Regions from separate parts of the Mus musculus genome. Here region 1 is linked to region 2. Evidence: chromatin loops called from intact Hi-C (ENCODE). Cell type or tissue: left cerebral cortex. All regions are shown on one strand.

Region 1 (2,500 bases), 67 kb before region 2:
TTCGTCCACAGCAGTCAAACACAAACCCTGCTGTCTTTAAAGTGAAGAACACGGTCAGAGAGGTGTCCCTGAGCTGCACATGGGCCTGTACGTCCTTTTCACCTGCCTCCTTCCCACCACCTCCAAGTCACGGGGTAGCTTCCTGAACTCCATTTCAGTCCTTAAATCACTTCCGCCTCCGTGCATTCTTAAAGTCATTCTTAGACAGCAGATTCCCCGACTAAGACATGCCAGTGGGGAGCACTGAGGCTGCAGCTCAGAGGCAAGTGGTCATGTCTAATCAGAGAGCCCAGAAACTTCCAGGATTGCTAATGTCACACAAGTGCCACTTTGTCCATTCTGGGCCTCCAGGTTGGCTAATGTCACACAAGTGCCACTTCATCCACATTGGCCAGAGTCTGACTTCCTGAAGTTGTCACAGAGGACTTCATAACACGCATGAAAAAGCAAGGGTGCCCCCCCCCCGCCCCCCGCATCCCCCAGAAGATGAATGAAAGGCTGAAGAACGTGGCAATCTCTGAACTTAGAAGTGCATGCATGGGATTCTGGGTAAGGAAGGAGGGAGGAGGAGAGAGTGCCAAGCCGTTGGGTGCAGGAAGGATTATTTGATGCTCTGGGAGCTCTCCATGTAAAACAAAAGCACAAGGGAATCCAAGTTCTCCAGGTCTATACAGTCCACACTCCCTCTAGGGAAGGATTCAGATCCTGCTTCTAAACAAGCCAGAGGTCACTCTCCTCCTCCCCTGGGGCGGGGTGAGTCTCTGGAAGAGGAATCACATCAAGAGTCTGCGGATCTGTGACTACATGTTATATGCTATTGTAACGTGCACCCAGGAATTGTGGGAGAGGTTGCATGTGTTCAGGCAGAGATCCATGAGGGTCTGTGGTACCTAACATAGGAACTATTCTCTATTATTATCACGGAAATCAAGTCAAAACTACCTGAATGCATATCGCGCACACTAGGAAAACACAGACAATGCCAGGTGTTGTTGAATGTACAGAGACATCAGGACTTTCCTACGCCGATGGGGAAATCTCAAATAATATGTCTCCAGGCAAGCGGACCAGAAGAGATCAAGGGCACGGGAGCTAAGAGGTGAGGTGTCAGAATTTGAAATACTGTTTCTTCTTTCCTCTGAGAGGTGGTGATCAGCAGGAAAAAAAAAAAGATTTCTCTTTTAAGAAATGAGGTTGGGGACTGGAGAGATTGCCCAGTGGCTAAGATCACCGGTGCTCACCCATTGGACCTGGGTTCTGTGACTAGTACCTACATGGTGCCTCACAACCATCTGCATCTCCAGTTTCAGATGATCCGATGCCCTCTTCTGGCCTTTATGGGCACTGCATGCACACAGTGTACATACATACAAGAGGGCAAAACCACCTATACACATAGGATTAAAATGAAATATCAAAAAAAAATGTAAAAGAATTTAGTCTGGGGACAGAGTGCAGGGTGTTTGGGCGGGGCTATTGAGACAAGGCAGCGGGCCAGAAGAGACTGGAGAGTGGATGTGGTGAAGTAGGACCAGTATGCTTGGTATTTGATAAAAATGGAGGGTAGTGACAGATGGTGGAGGCACCATGACAACAGTAAGGTGTTCTAGCCCAGAACACCTGAGTGAAGATCAGGACATTATCTGCAATGGGACACAGATGGTGGGGACAGAAAAGGCATGTCTGAAGGACAATGGGACACAGATGATGGGGACAGAAAAGGCATGTCTGAAGGACAACTTGGCAGAGACACTTAGCCAGGTATTTAGAGTCTGTGTCTTGGGTCCCTGGAGAGGAGACCCCTTTGTTTTCTCCCTTTTAATTAGAAACCTTTGCATTGGGGGCATCTGATGTACCTCAGTGTCCTACCCCCTCAGGACCCATACTACTCACACCCCTACCCGAGTTCTCTCCTCCCTGCTCCTCCGACACCCTCATCCCCACATCGGCCAGCAGCCGTGTGCTTCCCATGCTGTGTTTCAAGTTACCCCCGACTTGGCTGAGCAATCCTGCTACTTCTCCAAAGCAGCCCTGGACATGTCAGAGGGGCAGAAGTTGACTGTGTTCTGTGTGGTCACTCATGGATGGATGTTCTGCGAGGTAGGAGAGAAGTGAGGGGCAGGGACAGGGGGGCTCAGAAAACCCATGATGCTAACTGCTGAGGGACCCTTGGGTGGGAGGGAAAGAAGAGGTGAACCACAGAGAGCAAAGAATATAAAGCCACGGAGGCAAGACAGACACACACACAAACACATGCACACACACTTGGGGTTTATTCTCCTGGATGTCACCCCCACTGTGTTTGGTATACTAGGACAGTAGGCTAGGGCAGATGAGAGGATTTGGCGTTTGCTTGTTTGTTTGTTTGTTTGTTCGTTGTTTTCTTTTCTTTTTGAAGCTTCACAAAGGATCTCCTTAAAGCTGAAGGGGCACACTTTCTCTGAACCCTGTAATGCCAGGGCTGAGAGGCAGGCGTCTAGGTGTGTGAAGAGTGCTATCC
Region 2 (2,500 bases):
TATGCTGCCCCCGCAGTTCTCCGGTCACCGATTTCTCAGTCCCTCTCATTCCTGTGGCTCAGTTCTATGAGATCATAGTTCTGTTGTCATCCTCTTGCTCTGTCCTCCCATGAGTGTCACAGAGACCATTGCTCTGTCCTCCCATGAGTGTCACAGCCGCCATTGCTCTGTCCTCCCAGTGTCCTTCCAACAGACACTCCCTGGTAGAGCCTCCTACTTCCCTTGTCTTCACTTTCAAATCTCTCATTCTCTCTCTGACCCACTCTAACTAGCTTTTCCCCATCACCATCCCACCGTGGATACTCTAGCCAGGGTCAACAGCAGTCTCCAGCCAGCCTAACCCATTGGTCCCTCCCCAGATCTCACTGCGCACACACTCTCTCTGCACGGCAGCTGTCTATTAAGTCCTCTGCCACAGACTCTGAACACACCTCCCCTGTGGCTCCCAGGAGACCAGCCTCTCCTGACATCCCAACATCCTCCCTGGCCATGCTGCTGTCTGCTCTTCTGGAATCTTCTCCTACTTTCTTTTCTGTCTACTCATAGCCCCCAGGTGGCAGACACTGGCGTGTTGATTATCCCTTAGATACATCAACCATCTCTCAGGTCTGGCTGTCTCACTGATGCGTTTTGAGTCTGAGGTCCTTCTCTGTGGGGTGCTCCCTCTGACCCCCACACTCTCTCTGAAGACATTCTCCTGACAACCTCCCTTATATCATTCAGGTCTCTGCTCAAAAGCTCCCCCCCATAGAACTGAATGTCTTATCTGAACAGCAGCTCAGTAGTTTAGGTCACAGAAAAGAATCACTCATTGCAGGAATGAATGAATGAATGAAAGAATGAATGACACAAACAAACTTAATTGAAATTAAAAAAGGGTCAGACCATTGAAAACTCTTCCTTCCTTTTCCAATATGGACCCATGTGGGGAGGGGCTGAGCAGAGCTGGGAGGACGGCTCAGTGGTTAAAGGGCTTGCTGTCCCAGCATGGGAATCTGAGTATGATCAATATTCAAAAGCTAGGTATGGCAACATGCAATCCCCATCACAGAAGAGACCAAGTCAGGCAGGTCCCTGATGTTCACTGATTGGCTGGCACTGCCTTCTTAGTGAGTTCTAGGCCAGTAAGAGGCCCTCTCACCCGAAACAAGGTAAAGGTAGGGACTGAAAGATGGCCCAGTGCTTCAGAGCATCTGTTGCTCTCATAGAGGACCTGGGTGCAGCTCTCAGCATCTGCATGGAAGCCTACAGACACGTGTAACTCTAGGTCCAAGAGATCTGATGCCCTCTGCTGGCCTCTATGGGCACTGATCATACGTGGTATACATATGGGCAAAATACTCATGCACATTATATAACACACGCACATATGTATATATATATATATGCATGCATACATACATAATATATACACACACATATATGTATGTATGTATATATATATATATATATATATATATATATATATATATTAAAATTTTAAATTAATGGGTAGGGAGATGGCTCCATTGAGTAAAGTGACTACCATATAATCCTATGGATTCAGATTCCTGGCACCCACATAAGAGCTAGGTGAGTCACATATGCCCATAACCCTGTAACACAGGGGATGGAGACAGGTAGATCCCCAAGAACTTGCTGGCCAGTCCAGGTCCACTCAGTCAGTGAGCTCTGGGTTCAGTGAGAGATTCAGCCTCAAAAGACAGGACAGAGAGAATAGTGGAAGATACCAGACATCAGCCTCTAGCCTCCACATGCATGCAAATATACATACACAAGCACCTTTATGAACACACACGCTCGCGCACGCGCGCGCGCACACACACACACACACACACACCACATCACATATGCATATATACACAAAAAAGATTGATCAAGATGGACAGCTCCTGAGGAATGATACCTGAGGTTGACCTCTGGCTTCCACATACGCACACACGCGCACACACGCACGCACGCGCGCACGCACACACACACACACACACACACACACACACACACACACACACACACACAGAGAACTGTATATTAGGCTGAGGACCTGTATATTAGGTGGGTCTGTTCAGCCCACTGTCTAGGCCCACCAGGGAAGCCCAATGCATTTCTCCTTAGGGTCTTGCATCATCTGAGCCTCTTCTGTCCACCTGTGCAACTCAGCAGGTGAGCAGACATCAGAGGAAGATGTCAGCTTGCAAAGCTGGCAGCCGTCCCCACCGCCTTCAACAGTCCCCTTTCTTCCTTGGTGACGACAGTCCGCTTTGCAGCTGTAATTTTCTGTTTAGGTAACGTCTTATTTGCATGCAGAAACCACGTCCCTTTTCCTATTACTGATGTAAAAGATTGCTTATTTCTAATTATACTGCAGGCACTCACGGAATTCAAAGAGCAGAAAATATGTCAGGCGCAATTTACAAATTGTGGTTATTTGTGTACCCGCTTGCCCAGATTACGGCAAATATAGAATAGGGGGGAAAAATGGTCATTAAAATACCAGCTC

What was found. A loop is a pair of places that touch in the nucleus more often than their neighbours do. Peaks named below come from ENCODE experiments on the same cell type or tissue, not always from the same donor. Only the 100,000 strongest peaks of a DNase experiment are listed, where the experiment ranks them.
Region 1: a loop joins it to region 2, with 2.2 times the contacts of the local background. A loop is called at or near these places in 2 of 42 quality-filtered maps.

What each region holds. Positions count from the first base shown.
Region 1 is chr11:113,349,442-113,351,941 of GRCm38, forward strand. All of the region lies in intron 6 of Slc39a11 (solute carrier family 39 (metal ion transporter), member 11), which reads right to left. The region is part of intron 1 of Gm51926 (a long non-coding RNA gene); the gene reads left to right. Among named protein-coding and RNA genes, the nearest start is that of Gm51926, 10 kb to the left of the region's middle. In left cerebral cortex, a CTCF peak has its summit at 1,334 (motif pointing left); no DNase peak of the experiment used is centred here.
Region 2 is chr11:113,416,868-113,419,367 of GRCm38, forward strand. All of the region lies in intron 5 of Slc39a11 (solute carrier family 39 (metal ion transporter), member 11), which reads right to left. Among named protein-coding and RNA genes, the nearest start is that of Gm42094, 24 kb to the left of the region's middle. In left cerebral cortex, a CTCF peak has its summit at 1,253 (motif pointing left); DNase peaks (open chromatin) are centred at 1,146 and 2,319; H3K27ac peaks cover 368 bases.